Regions from separate parts of the Mus musculus genome. Here region 1 is linked to region 2. The links are chromatin loops, found by intact Hi-C in ENCODE. Cell type or tissue: left cerebral cortex. All regions are shown on one strand. Links, peaks and the distances in the headings refer to the core of each region. The heading gives the core; the rest is flanking DNA.

Region 1 (8,061 bases), core at 1,020-6,019, 85 kb after region 2:
CTTTCCTGCCATGTCTCTAGGTTGTGGTAACAAAGTCAACCCCCAAGCTTCTCCAGAGCATGCTGGAGGGAAGCGGCCCTTCGGAGGACTCGTGGACTCACTTAACAGATGTGTATGGAGGGCCTGCAACAGATGTGCTCATGCATAACAGGAAGACAGCAAAATACCAAACTCCTCTCGGACTCTCAAACCTTACCAGTGGCTTAACCTGGCTTCCTCCCACTTTTCCAGGTTCCTCAGTGTAAAGGAATCTTTCTTCTGAGTTCCCAGCACCTTCTGCACTGTGCTAAAGACCCAGACAGGTCTCGCTCTGCATCCCAGGCTGACCTTAAACTGCACTGCCTCCTGCTTCTGCCTCCCTCCCAAGTTCTGGGGTTACCACTCAGCCAGGACTGGCTTGGGGAGACTCTAGCTCTGAGGTAGTCATCACCTGTCTGCACAAGGCAAACTACGCAAAGCCTGGGCTTCAGTTGTACCCTCAGACTCTGAGAGGACACAGACCAGACCAGAGTAACCCACTTCACTCTCCTCCTGACAGACACCCATCTCAACATCATCCGCTAAAGCCCCAAGGCTCAGTGTACAATTGGCCGTACATTACATGGTGATCAAAAACATTTGTGAATTTTCAAAGCCCTCAGTGGACCACCAGCCACCCCAATCCCCTCCCATACTCTGAAATCATACACTATACCTCAGGCACTATTTAGAATGGCTCACGTCATCAATTGCTAGGTCTGCAGAGTCTAGTCAAGCCACCCCTATCACTGTCACCTCTCAGGAGCATTTGTTGAGCCAGGTTATGAAAAAGGACGAAGCTACAGAGGGTGAGTGAGGGAACCCAAGTTTGAGACACACATTGCACAACAGCCTAAGAGCCAGACTGTCCAAACCTCAACTTCAGCCCTCCTGCCTCTCCACAGACACAGAAGACACACCCAGGCAATCAAGACTGGTGGCACCCTCCCAGTCATCTGCCTGCAGTGCATGAGGTGGAGTTGGCAAGGTGTTCTGGGTTTTGCTTATTTTTGCTGTGCCAGGGATCAAACCCAGGGCCTCTTGAGTGATATGTGAACACTCTACCACTGGGCTATATCCAGCCCTAAACTCGCAAGGTTCAAATACATACGCTCTGGAGAAAAATGGCTTCCACATTTAATGAGGTTGCTCTAAGAACAGTAAGACTAGCCAGCTGAGGCTTCCGGTTCACTCAAATGATCCTGGAAGCAGCTCCAGGCAGGCCTGGACACTCACCACGCTGCTGACTTTGTCTCTGGGGGAGTGGTGGTGGCCATTTACTCTCCAGATGGCTTCATCCTCTTCATCTGGTGTTCTTCCTAGAAGCAGTTCTCTGTCCCCCAACTGGTGTCCCCAGCTCAGTGATGCCAGGTGTGGACCATCCAGGTGGTTTCTGCCTCTTGTTCACTCTTGAATCAATATGAAAAGGCAACTTCCCTTCGGGGCAGGTTCCTTTCCAGAAGTATCTCTGCACTGCTGACAAGTCCAGGAGGACTGGAGGTGGACTAGATTAACTCAACCATCTGTGAGCTGCTTTCAGGAGCATCTGTATGGCTGTCTACACTGGAATCTGTTCCAACTCCCCCCCAGGGAGTGCCACAGCAAGGAGAAGCATGCTGGATGGGCAGGGCAGCTTCTGATAGGATCTCTGACTTTGTGTACAGTCCAAAGCCATCCAGTGAGTTTCTTCAAAAGGTCCAAAGTTCCCAGGTCACACACACACACACACACCAGTATCTCAGCTCTGAGGAAAAACAAAGAATCAATTCTTTCAGAAACCTGTGACCACTCATGTGACCCACAAGGTTCAATAAACACTTGGTTTCAAAGCAGCCTTCAGAGCTTGTGTTTTAGAATAAAAAGAGTTCGGGTAGCAGATACTTCAAAGGCCTTTTTTTTTTTTTCAGCAGAAAATAGCTTTGCAGAAGGGAAACCAGACGACGAGTGTAGAAGGTACTGGGTGTAAGGGACCACACCAGTCAAATGGTCCCAAAATTAAGGAACTGGCACTCAGGAGCCTAATCAGAATGTGCGCAGCCCTTCAGAGTGCAAGAGAGAACTTTGACAGAGGGGAAGACAACTCAGTGTATCATGGAATACTCTGCCAGAAAAGAGTCTTGGCCTCACTCTGATTCTTCGCTCCTCCAAGAGAACTGTCCAGAAACAGGTGGTACAGGCATTAAAATTACTATCCACGAGGCTGAAATTTTCTGACAGTCTTATTTCACTGTGTGGATAACACTGGGAGGAAACACAAAAATAATTTAATCCTTTTCCTTGACAAGCCTTCCGTCATTTTCATCTATAGTCTTTGTTTTGTTTTGTTTATTTGTTTGTTTGTTTTTTCGAGACAGGGTTTCTCTGTATAGCCCTGGCTGTCCTGGAACTCACTCTGTAGACTCAGGCTGTCTCTGCCTCCCAAGTGCTGGGGTTAAAAGTGTGCGCCACCACCACCTGGCTTCATTAAGACTATAGTCTTAATCCCACTTTTCTGGTTAATTCCTTCAAGGACAGGATCTCTAAAGCTGGCCACAATCTGCCACCTGTGGAAATAGTACGTTGAAGTCTCTTAGGGAGGGAGCCAGGCATGGTAGTTTAGGCCTTTTATCCCAGCGCACTGGAAATAGACAGGCAGATTGCTGAGTTCCAGGCAAGCTATGGCTACAAAGCAGGACCCTCTCTTAAAAGCGAGTAAACTCTCTTAGGAAGAAGGAAGTGCCCGAGGGGCATCCCCCACGAACCCGAAAAGGCCTCTTAAATATCAGTCACCTCAACTACACACACCTCGTTCTGCAGCAAACACAGGGCGAGCACACTGTGCAGGGCATCTCTGTTCCTGGAACCACCCCTCCCATTCCCTGAGGCCTGCTCGGAGGACCTAACAGCGAGTTCTCAAAGGTCCCGATGAGGTCAGTGATTGTGTAAGGGACCTAAAGAGGCCATGACACCCTAAGAGTACAGGCAGGGGGACAGTGCGGGTGCGCGCGGGGACGGAGGGAAGTCCCTCGCTGGTCAGGAGCCCCGAACCCTGCGGCCCGATCGCGTGGATCAGGCTCGCCCGCCCGCCCGCCCACCGGGACCCCGGGCTCTGTCTGGCCGCCCGCGGGAAAACCCCCGATACCTGCGCCCGCCCGGCAGCCCCGCGATCACGCGCGGACCCACCTCCCGCCGGTGGGGGCTTGGCGATGACGTGAGGTGTGACGCAGCCTGTGACGTCGGCGGCACGGCGGCCGCTCTGGCGCACTCTGCTGACGTCAGAGCATGGCGGCGGCGGCTCTCGAGCCCTGGAGCGCGGTGGCTCCGCGGAGGAGGAAGCGCGCGGCGGGAAGGCGACCGCGGCCGGGCGAGGGGCCCCGGGCCGAGCCGGAGGCGGACGGCGAAGCGGTGCTACGCCGCCTGCGGGAGGCCGAGTGAGTGCAGCGCCGAGAGGCAACTCCAGCCTCAGTGTCCCTAACCTGGAAATGGGTGTGCCAACCCGCTGGGAAAGGCTGAGTTCTCCCTCCGGTGTCACTGTAGCAAGCTCTCAGTAAAGCTGCCATTCCCATTCGCTGCGGCTGCGGCAGTTTATCATCCTGTGTCCCTGTCTGCCACCTTTGAGATGGGGGTTTAAGCATTACGTAGGGATGCTCAGAGGATTGTGTGATGTGACTGTAGAGCACTCCCTGGCACCCAAGCTCGAGGTGGGGGAGGAGGGTGTCAGAAGGTGCTCAGAAGACCTCTGCTTTCACTGCATAGGTTAGGACAATCAAACTCAAATGTGAGGCTTGGTGGCAAGAACCTTTACCCTATAAATCATCAGCTCTGGATTTGGAGGCGGGATCTTGTACTATAGCTTAGGCTAGCCCAGCAGCCCTGAATTGGAGGATATCCCGTCTTTGCTGTGGGCCACACACCACATTGGTTATTATCCGTATTGTAAATCGAGGTTGCAGCAAACACAGATGTCAACATTTGCATCAATGGTTTACTGAGCAGCAGCTGTGTGCGCAGACTTTTGCAGCCTATGTATTTCACAGGCTCACTGGAATCCTGGGCACTCCGAGAGACATACAAAGATCATTGTTTCAGGCCCAGGCCTTGGTGACTTCAAACCCCATGCTTCCACCTAATCATTATCATGTACTCTATTATGTTACATCCATCTCCCCAGCACTTGGTCTGTACCTTCTTACAGGGCACATAGACGGTGCCCACCATACACAGGCTACACCGTGTTCTTGCCTTTTCTAGTTTTGGTCTTACAGGGCTAAGTTAGAAATGTTGGTAGCATTTTGTATGGGTCAGAAGGGCTGTGATGAGGGGGGCAAGTTACACTTAAAAAGCATTGGTGACCCAGAAGTTACCTCTGAACATAAATTACTGGCGGTGCAGCTGAGAGGACAGATAGAAGCAAGCAGTGCCTTAAAGTCTCGAGATTAGTGAGACATAGGTGTCTAGGACCTGAACTCTTCAAGGCGCACACCAGATAGTCATTGTTTCCTCAGCTGCTTCAGAATCTCCCAGAATGCCCTGCTTCTCCCAGCATCCTTCCAGGGGTGTGGTTATCACTCCTGAGCATAGAGAATCTGATTCAGGGCTACTTAGAATATTACAGAGTACTTTGATTTATCGGGCACTTCTTTCCTTAGAAGAATGTAGGTCGCCTGGGGGCAGTTTCTCTCCTCTTTGTCCCTAAACATTGCCTCTGGCATACTTAAATTCACTGTTGATTGTTCTGCCTTAGGCTGTGGAAACCAGCTGACCAGACCCTTGGACTTCCTCTTTGACCTTCTTTTTACCGTTATTTATAGTGGGGAAGCTATTGAGTTCCTGCTGAGTAGCTCATTCATTTCCCCCTGCTACTCTCCAGTCTTGAGAGGACACTCCCATCATAAAGGGAAAGTCTGAGGACTTTATTTATTGAACTGCATCTCTGCCATGCCAAAGTAGTAGAACACACCCAGACCATCCCTTGGCAAACCAGGGCCTCTTGATGGAGGTCCTTTTTATAAAAGGACTCAGCAATCTACATCCAGGCCATGGGAATGTCTTTCAGTAAGGGCTGGCTCTGTATCAGAGGGTCCTCCATCCCCCGTGCATCTGGCTCATGGTCGGGGCTAAGATGGCACAAAAGAGAAGGGAGATGAGCAGGCCATGTCTTCTCAACAGGGAGGACCTGCGGATCTCTGATTTCTGCAGTTCGGCACTGGGTGAGTAGGGGTTAGTAGGGGAGGTGTGGGAGTGGAAGGGGGGCTACCTGAAAGTGGACAAAGGACACTCTCCATCCAAGGACATTTTGCTTCACAGTCTTGCTTGTGGTGGGTTCTGGTGCTGACTTCCTCAGAGCTGTGTCTTTGGCACTGAACACTGCAGTGGAGGTGGTGGTGTGTATATCCTGCAGTGTAGTTGTGAGCATTAAGTAAGGTGGGAAGTGCATGGCTCTCCTAAGTGCTATTAGTCATCAAGATGGCTAGATTGTATACGGATCCCACTTTCTCCTTTACAGTGTAGACCTTTCCCCCTTGCAGGTGCTCTCAATTCGGTTTCTTCAGCATGGTCCTTAGGGATGAGCAGGCCCTGGTTTACACTGTATCCAGGGATGGACAGGCAGTGTTTACACTGTATCACAGGCTCCTGTTTCAATAACTCAGTTAAGCCTCACCTGTAGGCTGCAGCCACCCCCCCACCCCCACCCCACTCTGGGATTTGAGGTTGTTAAATGAAAGGCAGCGTCTACCATCAAAAAAGGTTTTAAGGGTTCTCTTCCCGACAAGGACTTTAAAGTTTCTGGAACAGCCTTTCCTCACCTGCGGCAACTGTACAAAGGTGGCTTTGCCACATCCGTGAACAAAACCAGCTTGCTTAGTGTTCTTTCGTTTAGGATGGTAACCTAAAAGGAAGGCCAGGAGGTGATGTGGGCAGTGGTTTTTAACCTAGCCATTCAGTTGCCTTTATAGAGGTCTTCAGAATTCAAGAGCACAAACACCTCAGACACATGGCTTTAGATGAAAACCTTTTAACACAGTCTTGGGTTCTTAGATGTAGAGTTAAGGATCCGGCTTCTAGTGGCCTGGACACAGGTCTTGGGCAGCTTCACTCCGGGTGTGGAGGCTTCTTTCACAGTCCTGGCTCCAGGGAGCAGAGTATGGGATGTGACTAAAATTGGGGGAACGATCTTTCAGAAACCATCACCGAGTGTCTTAGGAAACAGTTGGAGCAACTGCAGCCCCTAACAGAAGCCCTTGGAAGGCTGCACCTTGGCTCATCGTTGCCTAGTGCGTCACAGGAGCCCTTGGCTTCAAGCGCCTCCCATGTGAAGTGTGTGTGCTACGGTCTTGGGACCTTTGCCTCCTGCCCCACTGCTCGGATCCAGCTTGCTTTTATGCTTCTCTTTCTAGAGAAGTGCCAGGTGAGCTTTGTCTTCCTCTCCCACCCCTGGCAGATGGTGCATGTGCGCCCGGAACTGAAGTGCCCCTCTTCCCTTCCAGGTCCCCAGAAGTCACTGCTGGGTCTATGACCCTCTGTTCAGTCAGACTGAGGTTTCCGTTCTCACCTCCCTCGGCGTGACTGTCCTCAGTGAGAATGAGGTAGGTGCTTTCATCTCTTCCAGACCACTCACCTCTGCTAGCAGACAGGCTTCCTGTGACTCGGTGCCCCACTGGCCCTGCCATGCTGGCCTTCTTAGAGCCCAGTAGTCACTCCCATTTTGGACTGTTATATACTGTGGAAACTTGAATCAGCAGCATGAATTAATGTGTTAGGCTTACAAAACTCTCGAGAGCCTGGAGAGATGGCTCAGCTGTTAAAAGCACTGACTACTCTTTCAGTGGAAGGTTCCCATGTGGAGGCTCACAGTCTGCTCTAACTCTAGTTCCAGAAGACCTGATGCCCTCTTCTGGCCCCTGCAGGCATCAGGCATGCATATGGAAAACTCATAAAAAAATAAAAACAGAAACACGCCGGTCGCGGTGGTGCATGCCTTTAATCCCAGCACTTGGGAGGCAGAAGCAGGCGAATTCTGAGTTCAAGGCCAGCCTGGTCTACAGAGTGAGTGCCAGGGCTGCAGAGAAACCGTCTCAAAAAACCAAAAAAAAAAAAAAAAAAAAAAAAAAAAAAACCAAAAAAAAACAAAGAAAACAAAAAACAAAACAAAAAAAACAAAAAACCAGAAATGGGTATTTGTGTGTCCTTTCTGGGTTTTGTCTGAGTTCTGGGAATCACTGAGGTTGGACTGGCCTGGTTAGGTGGCAAATACATTCACCCCTCCCCCCACCCCTCCCCCCACTTTTAGGGTCTCTGTAGCCCAGGATGGTCTCAGCCTCATGATCCTGCTGCTTTGAGCAATAGTGAGACCCTATAGCACTCGCTTTTGTGTGCTGGCTCTATGCAGAGAAGAGCAGATAGGTGAGGCCTGAGGGCACCTTTAATTTATAGAGACCAAGTACAGTAGCAGGGTTGGCCTATGCACTGAGAGCCATCAGAAGGTGGTGTCCAGTACCACAGGCAGATCCTGTGGAGGCAGCCATAGGACACCAACATGGGCTTGTGCCTGACAGAAGCTGCAGGGAGAGGCACACACAGTGGAGGTGTGGCCAGACAGCCATTAGGTGTCTATGTCCCCACTGTGGTAAGGATCTGTAGTGAAGCAGGGTATCTGGAAGACCCAGAATGTAGGACATGGGGACAGTCATCTCACGAAATACCTTTGGTCAGCATGGGTTCCTTGTGTCCCTTACAGACGTCCAGCGTGCTTACACTTACTAATATAGCTGTGCCACAGAAGAGCTGGGCTTTGCACTCTGCTCCTTAGCACCCATTCTGCTGGTTCCACAGGAAGGCAAGCGCAGTGTCCAGGGCCAGCCCACTGTCTTCTACATGCCACACTGTGGGACAGCTCTATACAACAACCTGCTGTGGAGCAACTGGTCTGCAGACGCCCTGTCCAGGGTGCTCATCATCGGGAACAGCTTCCGAGGCCTTGAGGAAAGGTGAGCCAGCAGGAATGCCAGGCCTAGCTTCCCTGTGAGGACCTGTGTAAATGGTTTAGGGGTCTAGCTTAAAGCA
Region 2 (8,061 bases), core at 1,333-6,332:
TCAGGAAGCAGAGCGTGAACAGGAAATGGAGAGAGGTATAAAACCTCCAAGGCCCGCCTCCAAGACACATGCCTTCCAGGGAGGCTTCACCTCTTAAAGGTTCTACCACTTTCCCAGCCTGGCAACAAGTGTTCAGTCATACGAGCCTGCTGGGGACATTTCACATTCAAACCCCGACACTCCCCGTTCTAGCACGCTGGCACATCGTGGCACGTTAGCGAGATAGGTTAGGTGACTGAATAACAGTTGCCTGTGAACCAAACCCTGGGCTGGGCACTAGAATGCTGAAATGAACACAGTATAAGACTGAGTTCCGGGAAGGAGGGACATCAGAGAGAACACACACCACCACCTCTCTCATGCTGCTGGGGACATTTCAGAAGCTTCTTTGCAAGGGGGCGGGGGGGGGGGCATTGAAATCCCCGGGGACAGAACTGGGTCAGCAAGGAGTCCTTAGGTGCATTTTACAAAATAAGAGGCAACACCATTTGAGACCCTGGCCGTATGTAAGTCACGAGTCTGGGGTCCTTGTGGTGGGGCCTGGACAAGGAGGGAAGGGAGAAGAAGAAGGCCTTCAGTGAGTCTCAAGAGCCTGGCCATACTCGGGGGACGGTCCCAGAGCTTGTCTGCCATAAAAGGAGAGTGGTAATGCAGAAAGGGAGAGAGAAGAAAAGAGACAAGGAGAGAGGAGACAGGGTAGAAAGAGAGGAGACAGGTCAGGGAGGGAGGAGAGAGGGCAGGCAGAGAGGGAGAGATGAGAGAGGGAAGGGAGGGAAGGGAGAGGGCAGGCAGAGAGGGAGAGATGAGAGAGGGAAGGGAGGGAAGGGAGAGGGCAGGCAGAGAGGGAGAGATGAGAGAGGGAAGGGAAGGGAGGGAGAGGGTAGGGAGAAAAGGAGAGAAGAGAGAGGGTATAGAGGAAGCAAGGAGAGAGGAGACAGGTCAGGGAAGGAGGGGAGAGGGCAGGCAGAGGGAGCCCCTTGCTTGACAAGGCACTGGTGTTTACTGTAGGCAGGCACAGTCACAGGGGAGGTGGCCCTGGGGGACAGTTGGGAGCAGTTGTCAAACCCTCCAGTTCCTCTGGGTCTAGGCAGGCCACTTCCCCTGAGTCCTGAACCAGCAGGGTTACACCAGGAAAACAGATGGAAGACAGGGACGCCTAGGTCACGGGCTCTCCTCCGGGCCCTTCTCTCCTGTTCACCTGGGTATGCCTAAAGCTGATGACAAAGCTCTTCTGAACTAGCTGGCATAGGAGGGGACGCCAAAAGCCACCGCTATTCTCAAACCAGCGTGAGGGCCCACAGGTGGAGCTCTATGTAATAGGGAGATGCCAGAACCTGTGCACATCGTTAGTAGGAATAAGCGTGGGGAACCAGCAGGGAAACAGATGGTACCGACGTTCAAGACTGTATACAGGCCCTCAAAAATCAAAACAGGGTCTGCTCTGGGACCCGGTGGTGGTTTTTCTAGGTGTCTACCCCAAAGAACCAGAAGTGGGACTCAGCAGGATTTGCACCCCCACGGTGACATCAATACTGTTTACATTAATCTAACATGTGAAATTTGGACACAGGGCATCATGGTCTGCTCATCCACGGAATACTATTCAGCCTTAAAAAACAGAAGTCCAGCCCTAGCCAGGCCCAGGGAAGCACACGTCGTTAATCCTAGCACTCAGGAAGCAGAGGCAGGCAGATCTCTGCGTTCCAGTCCAGCCTGGTCTATGGAGTGAGTTCCGGGACAGTCAAGGGCTACACAGAGAAACCCCGCGTCAAAACAAACAAACAAACAAACAAGAAAGCAGAGATGCTTATGATACAAGGCAGGAGCCTTGAGGATCTGGTGTGAGAGGAAATAAGCAGTTCTCCCAGAGTACAGTCACATCTTTCTTTACCTTCCTCGAGTTCACCGAGTCCGGAAACTGGAGGAGGGGAGATGGGCCTTAACGCTAGTGGCCCCAGCATGGGGCACCGAGTCCTAGAGGTCGGCTGTTCACAGCTAGTCGGTAAACTTTATGAGGATTTTGCCACAGTTTAAAATCTTGTACATGTCTGAGGGGTTTGCTTCCTGGCAAATGGCTCACCCACCTTTAAATCGGCCTCTGCCCGTACTTGGCGTCTGCAGTACCCGAGCGCAGCCATCAGGGGGAAGCGTGAGCCTATTGGTTGCAGCCCCTTGGCTTTTTGGCTTCACAGACAATTGACCCGGATAACGGGTTTTACTGCGTGGGCACTGCTGGAGGGAGGGAGGAAACACTAGACAGTTCGTGGCAGATGGCGTCGGGGAAGGATTCCTGGAGAAGTGCGTGACAAGGCTAGATCGGAACACACCAGAAGAGCTCTGGAGGAGTGGACCGTCTTTTTAATCGATAATCCATCGCTACCACCATCCCTCCCTTACTGAGCGCCCTCCAAGGGGCGAAGACATTCTCCGTCTCTTACACCCAAGCCCTTGTGGAGTCCTGCAGCCATATTCGCATTTGCTAGGGAGAAAAACTGAAGACCAGAAAAGGTCTAATACTTTCTAGAGATGGCACAGCTAACAAATGATAGAACCTAGATTTTATTTAATTTTGCCCAGATTCTACAACCCTATTCGCTCTGTGGTACCCACGTGTCATCTGTATCCAGAGATGGGAGACAGAGCGGGAACCATCTGGGCACAGGGTGGGGTTCTAGAGAGAGGATGCCGCCGGGTGGGGCTATGTCACCCAGAGCCTGGGACTATCTCAGAGCCATGTCTGGCTTCATTTCAGCTGAGGAGTCCCTGGCGTGTGACAACCCAGGACTGCCTGAGAACGGGTACCAGATCCTGTACAAGCGGCTGTACCTGCCCGGAGAGTCCCTCACCTTCATGTGCTACGAGGGCTTTGAGCTCATGGGCGAAGTGACCATCCGGTGCATTCTGGGACAGCCGTCCCATTGGAGTGGGCCCCTGCCCATCTGTAAAGGTAAAGAAAGAGACCCAAGGAGCCAGGGTGAGGGCTATCTCCAGGGGAAACTGAGAGCTTGCTCTGGGGAGAGGAGGGGGTCACAGAATACAAATCCAGTGGGTGCCTGTCCAGTCTGGTTTCATTTCTTTTCTCTTTTTTTCGAGACAGGGTTTCTCTGTGTAGCCCTGGCTGTCCTGGAACTCACTTTGTAGACCAGGCTGGCCTCGAACTCAGAAATCCGCCTGCTTCTGCCTCCCGAGTGCTGGGATTAAAGGTGTGCACCACTACGCCTAGCCAGTCTGGTTTCTTCATTTGTTCATATATTTGTTTCTTGAGACAGGGTATCATGTAGCCTTGAACTTCCTTTGTAACCAAGGCTGGCCTTGAACTCCCATCCTCCTGCTTCTACCTCCTCAGTGCTGGGATTGCAGGTGTGCGCCACCTCACCAATTCTTGATCCCTTTTTGTTACTGTAACAAAATACCTGAGAATGGATACTTTATGAAGAAGTCTGTTTGGTTCAGGGTTGTGGAGTTCAAGGCACGACTCTGCACCTCTGGGGGATGCATGCCGCCTGCTAATGCATCAGGGCCATCCCTCAGTGGGACAAAGAGAGCATGCCAGCTCTTACAGAGCCACTGAAGCCCAGCCATGGCCCCCTCTGAAACAACATCAACCTATAAATCTGGGCACTAATTCTGAAGCCGAGAAGCCAGCTAGCTTCTCAGCAGAGGGCATCACTGCTCAATGGTGACTTCAATTAGTCAGAATCTAATCAGGAGTCCTGGGGCCTGACAGAGGATGCATGCAATGCCCTGCACAGCCTGGCCGCTCTCAGTGCAGTTTTCCACTTAAGCCTTCACTTGCTTCTACACTCTGCATCCAGGAGTGCCCTGGTGGGTGCAGTTCAGTGCTTGGCCACCAGGTGGCTTTGGTGATAGATTATCATCCCCAGCACCTTGAACTTCAGGGTTATAAAAAAAAATACGAGTTTATGAAAATAATTTATATAGACTACTGATCCCAGCCAATAACTATGGGAGGTGAATGTAATACAGTCAGTATCAGGGTCTTGAGTCACACATCCTTGGAAAAAATATATAAAAGACTCCGTGAAGATATTACATAGTTAGAGGTGGTGTCTTACACCCACCAGAACAGCAATTGAGAGGCTGTCGATGAACGTTCAGGCCAGCACAAGAGGCTGTCTTGAAAACGCAAAACAAAACCTTAAGAGCTGCGAGAGAGACTAGTGCCGCAGGTTGGAATCCCAAGTTCCCAGCTTAGACACTGTGTGACCTTTGAGGTCTCACTGCACTTCTCTGAACCCATTCGCTCTCCTTTAAAATAATGATAATGAACCATCACTGTGTAGGAGATTGGCAAGAAGTGGGTGGGAATGCACGGGCTCTTGGCGAGATACAGAATGTGTGTCATGTGCCATCACAGTCCATGACACTGCGGATGCTTGCCCATCTCCTTCCTCTCAACATCGCAGGAGGTACTGTGGGGAACTGCCTTGCAAGACACCATTGGCCCCATGCTCACCCCACACTCCTGGGGACCATCGACCCCCTGTCTGTGCAAACAGTGAACTTCCTCTGAGTTGACACTGCTTCCTGTTTTCTGTTTCAGTTAACCAAGACAGTTTTGAACATGCATTGGAAGGTGAGTCTTCCTCTATCTTGTAAGTTCTAGCACATCAGGCAGCTGTGTTGATAGGTTTTCCCGGGGCCTCCGGACATAGCTACTAGGGCTGGAGAGAGAGATAGACGGTTAAGAGAGTCCACTGCTCTGCAGAGGACCAGTTTTGTTTCCAGCACCCATGTGAGGCAGCTCACAACCTCGGGCTTTGCTCCCTGGCACAGTCGCCTCTCCTCCTGGATGTGGCTTGTTCCTATGGACAGGTGACAACAGCTAGCCAGGATTCTCTCGTTTTTGAGACTCCTTCCTTCCGTTCACATCTTAGTCACATGTCTCCTTGCCATGACAAGATTCCCAGTGGAGGCAGTTTATGGGAGGAGGGGCTGATTGTGGCTCACAGGCCACATTTTCACCCATGTAGGTAGTGGCTAATGTGTTACAGATGGGAGGATGGCTGAGCTTTGTGAGACATGGCCAGAGAGGGCTGCAGAGGAGCTCAAGCTTTCTAGAACCAATGTGAGAGAGGAGGATCCCAACTCTGCTAGGAAAAGGCTCCCAGGCCCCAGAATATCCACCAGGATCTCTGCAGTTGCCACATGCATTGGGGGCAGCAGGAAGCTGGGCAGTAGAGCTGTCCACACTGCCCCGAGCCACCCCTGGGCACATCTCACAAGCGAGCTCTAGAATGGGCCCCAGCCTGGTGCAAGCCATTCACAGAAGTGGCCAGAGAACGAGGCAAGATGATTGTAGAACTTTGTCCAAGTGACTCCCTGGATTGAATTTTTAACCAGATTTCTGCTTTCCTATGGGTTTAGCATGAACAGGGTTCGAATTGGTTCTCAGCGACCAAAGGGTCACCACAGCCGAGGGTACAACCCAGCTTCTGCTCTGTTTCCTCCACGGCTCTTCTGTGTCTAAGGCTGTGGGATATCAGCTGGGGAGGGGCACTCACTTGAGAGCCAGGTTCCCCGTGGGGGTGGGGCTCATGGGAGACTAGAAGCTCAGTGGCTTGTGTGCTCAGTAGCAGAAGCGGCAGCAGAGTCCTCACTGGAAGGTGGGAACATGGCGCTGGCCATCTTCATTCCGGTCCTTCTCATCTCCTTGCTACTGGGAGGAGCCTACATCTACGTCACGAGGTAGGCTGGGTTGTGCCGTTGTGAACCTCACCTCTGGGGCCTCAGCATCTCTGCCTGACGCTTGGGTACAGTGGCCTCGTGTGCCTCGTGAGAGGCTGTGGTCAGAATCAGAAGGCGTCTTGGTGACTTTTTGGGGACAGTCATCCCTCTGTTCACTTAGCAAATGTAAGGGGTGTCCCAGGGCTTGATCCCAGGTGCTGAAGGTCACAGAAGTTGCCTTCAAAGGACAAAAAGCCACGTCTAGAACAGTCACACACACACACACACACACACACACACACACACACACACACACACATCTTCCTCACGATTTCAGAGCCACCGCCATGTGCCAGAAGCCTCTGGGCTCTGGGAACATCGCAGTGAGCAAAGCAGACTCCAGTGAGGAAAAGTAGCTGATCTCCGAAGCACAGGAGGAAATCAAGGACCGATAGTCGATAAACAGAAGAACCCTGGAGCAGAGGTTGCATGCTCCGGTGGAGTGGGTAGAAGAGACCACGCTGAGTAACACTTCTGAGCGGGCTTTAAAGTGGTAGTGAGTGATGTGGGAGGCTGGCAGAATGGTGTGTGGGTGGCCCTTGTAGACCTCACCCCTGCCTTTCACAGCACAGCGTGTGGTGGGGTGCCATCCAGGGAGACACTGGCCGGTGTTAGAAAGACACATAAAGTACTTCACAAGTCAAAGAGAGGGGGGAGGGGAGAGGGAGAGAGAGAAGGAGGGCAAGGCTAGCTTGCTGCAGCCCTATGGGATCATGGGTGAAGAGCACTTGCAGGTCCCTCAGTGGGACCCCACCAGCTCAGGGCTGTGTCTACCCACCCCATGCCCTTCACAGAGCCCTGGGGCATCAGGGTAGGGGTGCAGCTCCATCACTGTTGTTTTTCCTGCAGGTGCCGACAATACTCCAGCCTCCGCCTACCCCTCATGTACTCCCACCCCTACAGTCAGATCACCGTGGAGACTGAGTTCGACAATCCCATCTACGAGACTGGGGTAAGTGGTCCTACTGCCCTCCTGGAGGGCTTCCCCTTGCCCTCCCTAATCCCGGAATGAGCAGAGTGCCCGGACAAGCCATCAGTGATTAGAACCCAGCTTGGAGCTTCCAGGGGCAGCTCTTGTGTCTAGCTGAGCTCCACTCCTTAAAAGCAGTGTGGCTCTTTCTGCACCTTGCTGTGCAGGCTCCTTTGGACATCAGGAGATGATGCAGATCAAGCAGGTGATGAGAGAGGGAGAAGGGGAGGGGAGAGGGGAAGGGGGAGGAGAACCTCTTGACCTCCCTGTCAGGAAAACCTCACAAAGCACTCTTCCATGAACCTGGGTGGCCAGGTCACTCACTCTTTGGAGCCTCTGGGTGCATCAGGAGTTAAGCGAGGGATGAAGGGTGGGTTGCTGCCCTCCCGCGGCTTGCATTCGAAGTCCTTCTGTGACTAGGATGAGCAATGGGAACATGTTCAGGTGGCAACAGCAGGAGCTCCCCACTCTTCCAGCTTTGTCCAGCCAGCCAGCATTGGATGTACCAGGCTTGTGCACTGCAGGTGGCTCAGCCTGGCTGCAGGCTCACTGCAGAGGGCTGCAGAGGTTGGCTATGTCCACACTAGGCAGCGGGACCCTTTCAGCTCCCTCAGAAGCTTCCAGCATCGCCAGGAACTGCAGTTGTGGTTATAAAGCTGCTACAGGTACAATCACACACAATCCTGTGAGCGGAATAGCTTGGCAGAGCACACAGCACCAACAATGGTGTGTGATGTGCCACATGACCCTGGGACTCTTCTCTGTGACTCAAGAGGACATGGAGGGCCAGAGAGATGAAAGTGGCTCGGACAAGGCTGTTCATGCTTGACTTGAAATCCTGAGCCTCAATCACACTGGCCCATAGTTATGATTAGTTATCATCCTGAAGGACCACGGAAAGCTATCAGGTCCCGTTGCTGCATGGTGGTTGGGGACCCTTGAGGTGGGTGGAAAGAGTTAATGAAGCTGAGGTGTAGACATGGCTGAAAGTTAGATGATGTCTGGCAAGCAGGGCTTGTGAGAAGGTCTGAGGTTCATATGGGGAGCTTCCAGGCTTAGGGCTGTGTGACAGATCTGCCCTCGAGCCATTGTGTCGTGAGAAGTCATTTTCCCTGCTATTAGGAAACAGGCAAATCCGCCCCTTGTCCACACTGACCTGCCACTATTTTCTGCTTTGACCTCCTGTGTGAACTATCCCCTATATGAACACTCTGCTCACAAGCCACGGGTTCACCAAGGCTCAGCCAGGATTCACACCACCCTGAATCACCACACCACCGTGATTGCTTGGACACGGAGACTTGTGGGTAGTAACAGAAAAAGAGGCAGTTTACCAACAGAAA

Evidence for each region. A loop is a pair of places that touch in the nucleus more often than their neighbours do. Peaks named below come from ENCODE experiments on the same cell type or tissue, not always from the same donor. Only the 100,000 strongest peaks of a DNase experiment are listed, where the experiment ranks them.
Region 1: it touches region 2 in a loop (5-fold over the local background); 16 of 42 quality-filtered maps call a loop at or near these places.

Annotation. Positions count from the first base shown.
Region 1 is chr5:112,338,242-112,346,302 of GRCm38, reverse strand. Srrd (SRR1 domain containing) reads left to right here and starts at 3,263. Exons shown (of 7, transcript NM_001359388.1): 1 at 3,263-3,428; 2 at 5,167-5,207; 3 at 6,180-6,406; 4 at 6,486-6,584; 5 at 7,831-7,985. The coding sequence starts at 3,280. Hps4 (HPS4, biogenesis of lysosomal organelles complex 3 subunit 2) reads right to left here and starts at 3,208. Exons shown (of 14, transcript NM_001359853.1): 1 at 3,140-3,208; 2 at 1,255-2,259. The coding sequence starts at 1,295. In left cerebral cortex, for the core only: a CTCF peak has its summit at 3,402; DNase peaks (open chromatin) are centred at 1,557, 1,985, 2,859 and 3,244; H3K4me3 peaks cover 2,090 bases; H3K27ac peaks cover 2,783 bases.
Region 2 is chr5:112,423,262-112,431,322 of GRCm38, reverse strand. Sez6l (seizure related 6 homolog like) reads left to right here. Exons shown (of 17, transcript NM_001253916.1): 13 at 2,753-2,947; 14 at 4,565-4,597; 15 at 5,598-5,709; 16 at 6,598-6,700. Among named protein-coding and RNA genes, the nearest start is that of Gm6588, 22 kb to the left of the region's middle. In left cerebral cortex, for the core only: CTCF peaks have their summits at 2,142 (motif pointing right) and 3,841 (motif pointing right); DNase peaks (open chromatin) are centred at 2,170, 3,828 and 5,561.